Regions from separate parts of the Homo sapiens genome. Here region 1 is linked to region 2. Evidence: read pairs that join two places in POLR2A ChIA-PET (ENCODE). Cell type or tissue: A673. All regions are shown on one strand. Links, peaks and the distances in the headings refer to the core of each region. The heading gives the core; the rest is flanking DNA.

Region 1 (5,381 bases), core at 235-5,234, 130 kb after region 2:
GCCTCAAGTTGATATGCCTGCCTTGGCCTCCCAAGTACTGGGATTACAGGCGTGAGCCACCGTGCCCGGCCTCAAACTATATTTTCTAATTAGTACAGTAAATACACATTAATCATGACACAATTATTTCTTCTGGATACAGCAGGAAAAATTAAGTTAAGAGAAAGTGCTTCATATTTCTTGATTTGTTATAAAAAGGAGAGATCCTCTAGATTTCTGGGTAAGAGGGAAAGCTAGCAATCCCACAATGATTTCCTTTATTTCTTGCCATCCGAATATATCCTTCTTCACCAAAGTTGTGGCCCCAGCTTTAGAAAAAGAAATAATACAAAATTACAAATGCGTACAATCAAACCATGTTATCAACTTTTTATCTCATTGTTTTTCTCCTATAAGTGATTACATATGAAAGGCCGTAAAACAAAATTAGAATGAAATAAGGTAATAATTTCTCCAGGGATTTCAGGTAACTCAAAATAATGGTTTGGAAAGCTTTAGTGCTATATTGATGAATAGACTTAATACCTAAGGAAAACTATAGTAAGATCCATCCCAGTCCTTTAATCCTCCTACTTTGCAAATATGCCTTCTCTAAAGAAAGAGTATTAGTATCCTTTATAAGCCTTTATCTCTAAATTTTTTGATAACAGTATCATGTGTAATGATTTTCTATCAAACTTAAATTCCTCTAGAGAATGTCAATTAAGAAATATTTTTGAGTGACTACTATGAAAAAGGTATAGGGCAGGGAATTCTAAAGCAAACAACAAAAATGCAGCTCTGAAAGAGCTTTTTGATCTAGAAGTGGAGCTGACTTTCTCATAATTAAAGCTATTGAAAAATGAGCCAGGCATGGTGGCTCACACTTGTAATCCAAGTGCTTTGAGAGGCTGAAGTGGGAGGATTGTTTGAGGCCAGAGTTTGAGAGCAGCCTGGGCAAAATAGCAAGTCCCTGATTCTACAAAAAAAATTTTTTTTTAATTAGCCAGGCATGGTGGCATGCACCTGTATTCCTTACCTACTCTGCAGCAGAGGCTACTTGTTAGAGATGTTGCAGAGAAAAATCATGGGTCGGATTAGGGTTCGAGTAGATCAGTGTTTCACTTTTTGATTTAATGGACTTAGAGGAGTTCAAAAAGTTTTTACAGATAGATATACAGTTATCAATTTTAAAATTAGCATGTATGGACATCTTTTTTTTTTTTTTGGAGGTGAAGTTTCGCTCTTGTTGCCCAGACTGGAGTGCAATGGTGCAATCTCAGCTCACCGCAGCCTCCATCTCCTGGGTTCAAGTGATTCTCCTGCCTCAGCCTCCCAAGTAGCTAGGACTGCAGGCATGTGCCACCACGACGGCTAATTTTGTATTTTTAGTAGAGATGGGGTTTCTCCATGTTGGTCAGGCTGGTCTCCAACTCCTGACCTCAAGTGATCTACCCGCCTCAGGCTCCCAAAGAGTTGGGATTACAGGTGTGAGCCACCACGCCCGGCTGTATGGTCATCTTTTTTAAAAAGCATACTATTGGTCGGGCACGGTGGCTCAAGCCTGTAATCCCAGCACTTTGGGAGGCAGAGACGGGCAGATCATTTGAGGTCAGGAGTTCGAGACCAGCCTGATCAACATGGTGAAACCCCGTCTCTACTAAAAATACAAAAACTAGCTGGGCATGGTAGCATGAGCCTGTAGTCCCAGCTACTCGAGAGGCTGAGGTAGGAGAATCGCTTGAACCTGGGAGGCAAGGCAGAGGTTGCAGTAAGCCGAGATTGCGCCTGTGCACTCCAGCCTGGGCAACAGAGTGAGACTGTCTCAAAAAAAGAAAATAAATAAAAACCATACTACTTACTGTCACCATTATGTTGTAAAAGAAAATACATTTTAACACCAAAAGCAAAAAATCCAAAGACATAATCTCTATTTTAAGGATAGTCTTTTGAGTAAATAAATTTATATTAATGAAAAAGTCACCAAAATATTCTTATTTTTCTTACTTTACCAAGACTGATGAAAAAACTTAGAAAATCCTTGTAAGAGGAATGATTTCTGAAGCTCTTTATCATTCTGAGATTTTATAGTGGTAGGTATATAAATATCATACAAGGCAAAATTCATTAAGTGCTCTAGGATACAAATAAAAGTGTGAAATTGAGAAAATGCCTAGTGTGTCTGGAGAGCAGTAAGAAATTTAGTTGAAAGGAAAACTGGATATCTTTAGTAGAATAGTGGAAAAAGAGGATAGAAAGCTGGTTTGGGGCCATGTTGTGAACAGCTTAGAACAGCAGGTGGAGGAACATGTACTTCAATTACAAAGGCAAAGGGAAGCTGTTAGAAATTTTGGCTCAGGGACTCAAAGTTTGTGTTTTTGCATGCAGTGGAGAACCTAAGAAATGCTGGTTTATTGTTGGAAGACAAATGACACCATTTAAAAGGACTGTGCTTTAAGAGGCCTTAAATATTCTATGTATCAGCCCTCATTGGACATTTTGCAGGTCCTATTTTTTTCTCTCTGTACCATTTAACACACTTGTCTACTCCCACCTTACTGGTCTCTTGGCTTCAAGACACTACTATGTTCTGATTTTCTTATCTCTCTCTGGTCAGTCCTTCTCAAACATTTTCATGAGCTCCTTTCTTTACTTCCTTTCACTTAATTGCCACTCCACTGCTTAGAAATTGTCAATGGCTCTCCATGCCTTTACAATAAAATTCAAACTCCATCGTCACCTCTAATAAACCACTGGCTGTAGTGGGTTTTTTTGTTTGTTTGTTTGTTTTTGACAGAGTCTCACCGTGTTGCCCTGGTTGGAGTGTGGTGGTGCAATCACAGCTCACTGCAGCTTCGACCTCCTGTGCTCAAGCAATCCTCCTGCCTCAGCCTTACAAGTAGCTAGGACCACATGTGCATACCACCATGCTTGGCCAATTTTTTTTTTTTTTTTTTTGTGATGGAGTCTTGCTCTGTGGCCCAGGCTGGAGTGTAGTGGCACAATCTCGGCTCACTGCAAGCTCCGCCTCCCGGGTTCACGCCATTCTCCTGCCTCAGCCTCCTCAGTAGCTGGAATTACAGGCGCCCACCACCACGCCTGGCTAATTTTTTTGTATTTTTTAGTAGAGATGGGGTTTTACCGTGTTAGCCAGGATGGTCTCGATCTCCTGACCTTGTGATCTGCCCGCCTCAGCCTCCCAAAGTGCTGGGATTACAGGCGTGAGCCACTGCGCCTGGCCCAATTTTTTATTTTAGTAAAGAAGAGGTCTCACTATGTTGCCCAGGCTGTAGCAATGCTCTTTTAATATCCAGTTTGATAAGCAAAAGCAATAACAAGAATCCGGCCAGGCTATTATTAATATTAATAGACACCACTTATTTAGCACTTACTCTGCCAAACAGATTAACATAAATTATCTAATTTAATCATCATCCTGTGAGGTGAATATTATCTTCTTTTACTAAAGAAAAAAACAGAAGGGCAGAGTGGTAAAGTAGCTTGCCAAAAGTCACATAGATAGTAAATTGTGAAGCCAGAGGTCAAATCTAGGATTATTTTATTCCAAAGCCCACTCTAACTTTTATCTATGCCTATCCCTACAGTTATCTCTGTGAGTGAAGTCATATGGGGAATGAAATTCAGACCAGTACATCTAGGATCTCATGTAATTTATATCCTACTATGGTCACTGCATTAAATAATAGGTAAAATAAATCATTTTAGGTGAACTGAATTTGGACCTGAGTTCTAGTATGAAAATTGAATTGAGGGTCTAGTTACTAGCAGTATGAATTCAGTCAGTGAGACCAAGGAATCCCAGACCCCATTCAACATCTAAACAATTTACTTTTCTCAGTTTTACCGACCAAGATCAATTGCCCCCAGTTTTGCAAAAGATCCCAGACCTCTTTTTGACTGAGTCCTGCTAACTTCCCTTAAACAATGAAACTGATAAAAAAAAAAAATCTTAAGCTAAATAAAGTATCTGAGGACAAAGTCTTGCCTTCAGAATTATACAAGATCTGCTCCAAATGTTCATTTCGGTACTTACCAAGTTGTATATTTTTATTAATTCTATAGCTCTTTCACTCAAACTGTTCAACTTTAGGTGAGTTTGTTAACTAAATGCCTATCTCATAAGAGTACTTTAAAAATTAAATGAGAGAATGTATTTAAAGTACTCACACAATATTTGGTATATAGCCAATGCTTACTAAGTGAAGGTAGCTATTTTTATTATTATCCAGGTATGAGTACATCAGATTGGACTCAAGTAGAGTCCATCTACTTTTTTTTTTTTGAGACGGAGTTTCACTCTTGTTGCCCAGGCTGGAGTGCAATGGCACAACCTCGCCTCACTGCAACCTCCACCTCCCAGGTTCAAGTGATTCTCCTGCCTCAGCCTCCTGAGTAGCTGGGATTACAGGCGTGCGCCATCATGCCCGGATAATTTTGTATTTTTAGTAGAGATGGAGTGTCTCCATGTTGGCCAGGCTGGTCTCGAACTCCCAACCTCAGGTGATCCTCCCACCTCGGCCTCCCAAAGTGCTGGGATTACAGGCGTGAGCCACTGAGCCGGGCTGAGTCCGTCTACTTTTAAAAAAATGTATAGCGTTCTTCTAGGGTGATCACCAGTCCCAGTTTGCCTGGGACTGTCCTGTTTTTAAAAAGAAAGTCCTATGTCCCAGAAAGCCTCGTAGCCCTTAGCAAAGTGGGAAAGTTGATCACCCTACCTTCTCCTTGCATATTATAAGGCTACTAACTTATTATTCCTTCTAAAATCAATGCCAGTTTCCTTTGTAATAGACTGAAGTCCTGGGCTTCTTAGGCTGTGCCAGACACTCTTCTAGGCATTAGGATTACAGAGACAAAGTCTTTCTAAAGCCTAGGTTCTAGAGGAGAAACATATGATAAACGAAGAAATACTTGATGATATATATGATTAGTACAATAAAGAAAAATAAAGCAGGATAAGGGATACAGAGTGTTAAGAGACAGGGCTCAATTTTAGGTGGAATGGTCGGGAAAAGCTTCGCTGAGTGGATGTTTGCGCAAAGATGCAAGTGAGGCAAAGACCTGGATAAAGGGCTAGAAATAAGCATGATGTGTCAAGAAATAGCCAAAAGGCTAATGTGCTGGGAGCTGAGTGAGAGAGGGGAGAGTAGTTGGAGAGGTAGTTGGAGAGGCAGGCTAAGGCCAGATAATGTCATGCTTTACAGGTCATGGGTTTTATTCTGAGTGGGAAGGAAAGCCATTAGAGGGTTTGGGGTAGAAGGGTAACATAATCTACTTTATGCTTTAAAAAGATAATTCTGGTTACTGTGTAGAGGATTGATTCCAAGCAAACAAGAGGGAAGCAGCTACCAGTTATGAGATTATTGCAATAGACCAGGAGATGG
Region 2 (5,381 bases), core at 85-5,084:
AGTGCAGTGGTGTCATCTCAGCTCACCGTACCTCCGCCTCTCCGCCTCCTGGGTTTAATCGATTCTCCTGCCTCAGCCTCCTCAGTAGCTAGGATTACAGGTGTCTGCCACCACGGCCAGATAATTTTTTTTTTTTTTTTTTTTTTTTTTAGTAGAGACAGGGTTTCACCATGTTAGCCAGGCTGGTCTCAAACTTCTGACCTCAAGTGATCGGCCGGCCTCGACCTCCCAAACTGCTGGGATTACAGGCATGAGTCACCAAGCCCGGCTTTTTTTTTTTTTTTTTCTTTTTTTAATTTTTTTTTTTTATTATACTCTAAGTTTTAGGGTACATGTGCACATTGTGCAGGTTAGTTACATATGTATACATGTGCCATGCGACCGGCTTTTTTTGTTGTTGTTGTTTTTTGTTTTTGAGTTGGAGTCTTGCTCTGTCATCCAGGCTGAAGTGCAGTAGCATGATCTCGGCTCACTGCAACCTCCACCTCCTGGGTTCAAGCCATTCTCCCGCCTCAGCCTGCCGAGTAGCTGGGACTATAGGAGTACACCATGCCCAGCTAATTTTTTGTATTTTAGTAGAGATGGGGTTTCACCATGTTGCCCAGGCTGGTCTCAAACTCCTAAGCTCAGGCAATCCGCTCACCTTGGCCTCCTAAAGTGCTAGGACTACAGGCGTGAGCCACCATGTCCAACCTGTAGTTTTGTTTTTTTTTTGAATGAAGGTTTTTAATGTTATATGTTGTATAAAATTAATGCATTAATTTATTATTATGAAATCAAAACAACCCTACCTTACCCCGAAAATAACACCTGTAGGTTTTTGTCAGTTGTCAGATGGGCATCTTGCTATGTTGCCCAGGCCGGTTTCAAACTCTTGGAGCTCAAGCTACCTTCTGCCTCAGCCTCTAGAGCAGCTAAGACTACAAGTGTGCACCACCATGTCCAGCTTAGGTGTCAGTTTGATATGAGTCAGTAGCATAAGTAGTAAAGAAAACCTAAGGGGGCCTTGGGCTCTCCTACGGTCCAGGTCTACAAGCAAGCAGGTAATGGTTTAGTTCTATTTGGCTTGGTGAGGCCACATCTGGACCAAAGTTAGACAGGCACACTGACACATTTGAGCTCATCCAGAGAGTAGACAAGGTGATGCCAGGAGTCCACACTATGTCAAGGAGGACTAGCTAAAGGGAGGGAAAATGTTTAGGCTAGTAGATGTAGAAAGAGGTGGTCCTCAAACTCTTGACGTTTTCATGAGGGTGAAGATAGTAGATTTCAAGACACTGGAGTTATTCAAGAGACTAAATATTCACTTTCCAGGGATACTGTGAAAAAGATTCACTGAGGAGGCATTCGTTGGAACTAGATTTTTTTTTTTTTTAAGAGACAGGGTTCTGCTGTGTTACCCAGGCTGGTCTCTAACTCCTAAGCTCAAGAGATCCGCTTGCCTCAGCCTGCCAAAGTGATGGGATTACAGGGTAAGCCACGTGCCTGGCCTGGAACTAGATTATCTTAAAGTTAGTTTCCAACTAACTTTATTTCAATTTATTTCAAGTTTCCTTGAAATAAATTGAGTTTTCAATTTATTTCTGGTTCCTTGGCCTCAACCAGATTTATTGAAATTTAAGTCCCTAAAACTGTCTTTTGTTTTATTATAGAGAGGATATTAACCAGAAGGTTACATACTACAATCTGGAAGGAATAATCTCAATATCATGAGTGCCAATTAAGTGCCTCAGAGAATACAAAGGTGACCATAACTGGAATGCTTAACAAGTACCAACTGAAGAAATGTAATGAAAATTAAAGTTTAATTTGTTTTCCCCTGTCTCTGCACAATTTATTTCAGTGGGAGAGGTTTTCCTCAGATGTGGATCACCTTTAGGTAATAGTCTTTGCAACCACTTTAAGTAGCAAAACATACTCTTGGTCCGAAATATATTAACACATCAATTTTCATCATAGGTAAGAATCTCTCTACCCCACAGCTAGGGTCAACAGAGCCAGCCAGCTCGCCTCTGTGAAAGAGGGGGTAGTTGGCTTCTCTCCTTTTGCTACACTGATATTTCTAGGAATGGGGCAGAATGAAGAGGAAGGGTTATTAGTGGCTTCATGCTGTCTAGGCCTGGCTGATGTTAAGAATTATCTCATGAGCATTTGTATGGCTCCATCAGAGGCTTCCCTGGGGGCGCTTTCCAAAGGCAGTGGCAACTTCCTGAAGTGAGGTGATGTATTCTATTTCTATAGCCACCACTCTCTCATTATCCTTTTGTTTTCCAGTGTTCTTTTCCACATGAAGAGCCCCACTATGCATCCAGGCAGTTCTCTTGAGTAGGATTTAAACTGGCTCCACACATGGTCCACAGGATTCATGTATATCTGACCGTTTATCAGAAGCCAGTGTGGTGACTTCCAGGATGTGACTCTCTACTTTGTTACATCAGGCTCTGTTGTTAGTCAGCTTTTGCCTTGAAATTCCTCTACCGTGAGTCATACACAGTCTAATGATTATCCCTTACCCAAGGACAAATACAAAATGTTTCAGTGGTCTTGAAGCCACTGTCTCTAGGATTGAGAAGATAGAATTACTCCTCACCTCATCTCTTTTTTTTGGGGTGGGGGATGGAGTTTTGCTCCCCCTGCCCAGGCTGGAGTGCAGTGGTGCGATCTCAGCTCACTGCAACCTCCACCTCCCAGGTTCAAGCGATTCTCCTGCCTCAGCCTCCTGAGTAGCTGGGACTACAGGCACCCGTCACCGCGCCTGGCTAATTTTTTTTATTTTTAGTAGAGACGGGGTTTCACCATGTTAGCCAGGCTAGTCTCGAACTCCTAACCTCAGGTGACCTGCCCGCCTCAGCTTCCCAAAGTGCTGGGATTACAGGCGTCAGCCACCTCACCTGGCCCTTCCCCACCTCTTCTCTTTGGGATTGAATAGGGCTCACAGCATGGTAGTAGCTCTCTCCAAAGAAAGCTCTTTTATAAACCCAATCTCCGCTTTTTTGTTGTTGTTTTTTTTTTTTTTTTTGAGACAGGGTCTCACTCTGTGGCCCAGGCTGAAGTGCAGTGGTATGATGATGGCTCATGGCAGCCTCAAACTCCTGGCTCATGTGATCCACCTGCCTCAGCCTCCTGAGTAGTAGCTGGGATTACAGGCATGCACCACCATGCCTGGCTAATTTTTTTTTTTTTTTTTTAGATGTATTACTCTTGCTCTGTCGCCCAGGCTGGAGTATAGTGGTGCGATCTCAGTTCACTGCAACCTCCACCTCCCGAGTTCAAGTGATTCTCCTGCCTCAGCCTCCAAAGTAACTGGGATTATAGGCGCCCACCACCACACCCTGCTAATTTTTGTATTTTTAGTAAAAACGGGGTTTCACCATTTGGCCAGGCTGGTCTTGAACTCCTGATGACCTCAAGTGATCCGCCTGCCTCAGCCTCCCAAAGTGCTGGGATTACAGGCATGAGCCTCTGCCCCTGGCTTTTTAATTTTTTCAAATTTTTTATTTTTTTTTTGAGACGGAGTCTTGCTCTGTCACCAGGCTGGAGTCCAGTGGTGCAATCTCGGTGCTCACTGCAATCTCTACCTCCCAGGTTCAAGTGATTTTCCTGCCTCAGCCTCCCAAGTAGCTGGGACTACAGGCACGTGCCACCATGCCCAGCTAATTTTTTGTATTTTTAGTAGAGACAGGGTTTCACCATGTTGAGCAGGATGGTCTCGATCTCTTGACCTCGTGATCCGCCCACCTTGGCCTCCCAAAGTGCTGGGATTACAGGCTTGAGCCACTGCGCCCGGCCTAATTTTTTAATTTTTTTGTGGAGACAAGGTCTCACCATGTTGCCCAGGTTGGTCTTGAACTAGCCTGAAGTGATCCTCCCACCTCAGCCTCCCAAAGTGCTAGGATTACAAGAGTAAGCCACTGCATCTGGCCTTCTATCTTCACTTTTCATACTCTTGAAATGGGTGAGGGGGTTCAAGAGTTGTGCAACTGGTTCTTGGTAAGTTCCTTTAAAATACTGCATTTACATCTGCTGTCTCCCTTTGGAGTTTCATATCTATTAGATCTTGATACCCCAGCTGAAACATCCAGTTTAAGATTTTGTTAAGTATAAAACATAATCTGCTTTATCAATCCTGCTTTAAATCTTCCCTCATTCCTTATCTGAGGCTATGTGATTTAGTCACACCTCACAAGCCAAGCCCTAGGCCTAGGCCATCAAGTTGGTATGGCATGATCTGGTCATGCTCTCCTTTACTGATAAAGAAAACCAAGCTAAGGCCAAGGGCTCACTATAACAAACCTACTGCCCATGAGAGGGATAAATCAGGAGTCCCTCTTGGCTCCAAACCTAGTTCTCTATACGGATGTATACAGAGCAAAGTGATTTGGTCAAGTAGCCATGGGCTTTGGAGTCTGTCATTTATCAAGTGATCTTAGATGAATTATCTTTTCTCAGCTTCATTACAATTTTGTAAAATAGGGCCGGGCGCCGTGGCTCAACCCTGTGGGCATAAGCCTTTGGGAGGCTGAGGCGGGCAGATCACTTGAGGTCAGGAGTTCGACAGCTTGGCCAACATGGTGAAACTCCATCTCTACTAAAAATACAAAAATAAGCCAGGTGTGGTTGCGGGTGCCCATAATCCCAGCTACTTGGGAGGCTGAGGTAGAATAGAACTGTTTGAACCCGGGAGGTGGAGGTTGCACTGAACCGAGATTGCACTACTGCACTCTAGCCTGGATGATAGACTGAGACTCTGTCTCAAATTAAAAAAAAAAAAAATTATAAAATAGCCTCACCTTTCAATTTGAAATTTATTTATTTATTTTTTGAGACGGAGTTTCCCTTTTGTCGCCTAGCCTAAAGTGCAATGCCACAATCTCAGCTCACTGCAACCTCCTGCCTCCTGGGTTCAAGCAATTCTCCTACCTCAGCCTCCCGAGTAGCTGGGATTACAGGTGTGCGTCACCACCAGCTAATTTTTGTATTTTTAGTAGAGACAGGGTTTTACCATGTTGACCAGGCTGGTCTCAATCTCCTGACCTCAGGTGATCTACCCGCCTTGGCCTCCCAAAGTGCTGGGATTGTGGGCATGAGCCACCATGCCCAGCCTGAAATTTATTTATTTTTTTTAAAGTCAGTCTCTGTAGAGACTGTCAAAAATTGCCAATGCCAACTATATTGTAAGTTACCACAGTGGGATATGTGAAAATTCTTTTTTTTTTTTTTTGAGACATGGTCTCACTCCATCACCCAGGCTGGAGTGCAGTGGCAAGATCACAGTTCACTGCAACCTCGACTTCACGGGCTCAAGTGAGCCTTCCATGGCATGTGCCACCATGTCTGGCTAACTTTTTGTAAAGACGGGGTCTCTCTAAGTTGCCTAAGCT

Evidence for each region. Peaks named below come from ENCODE experiments on the same cell type or tissue, not always from the same donor. Only the 100,000 strongest peaks of a DNase experiment are listed, where the experiment ranks them.
Region 1: POLR2A ChIA-PET joins it to region 2 with 6 read pairs; 5 of 35 experiments call an interaction of 5 or more read pairs at or near these places.

The regions. Positions count from the first base shown.
Region 1 is chr1:150,732,838-150,738,218 of GRCh38, forward strand. CTSS (cathepsin S) reads right to left here. Exons shown (of 8, transcript NM_004079.5): 8 at 1-308. The coding sequence ends at 209. Among named protein-coding and RNA genes, the nearest start is that of HORMAD1, 15 kb to the left of the region's middle. RefSeq lists enhancers at 2,211-2,355, 4,338-4,482 and cis regulatory regions at 2,283, 4,410. In A673, for the core only: no CTCF peak of the experiment used is centred there; no DNase peak of the experiment used is centred there.
Region 2 is chr1:150,602,468-150,607,848 of GRCh38, forward strand. LOC107985203 (a long non-coding RNA gene) reads left to right here. Exons shown (of 3, transcript NR_186818.1): 3 at 1,653-1,817. Among named protein-coding and RNA genes, the nearest start is that of ENSA, 24 kb to the right of the region's middle. RefSeq lists an enhancer at 2,163-3,001. In A673, for the core only: no CTCF peak of the experiment used is centred there; a DNase peak (open chromatin) is centred at 2,434; H3K27ac peaks cover 2,623 bases.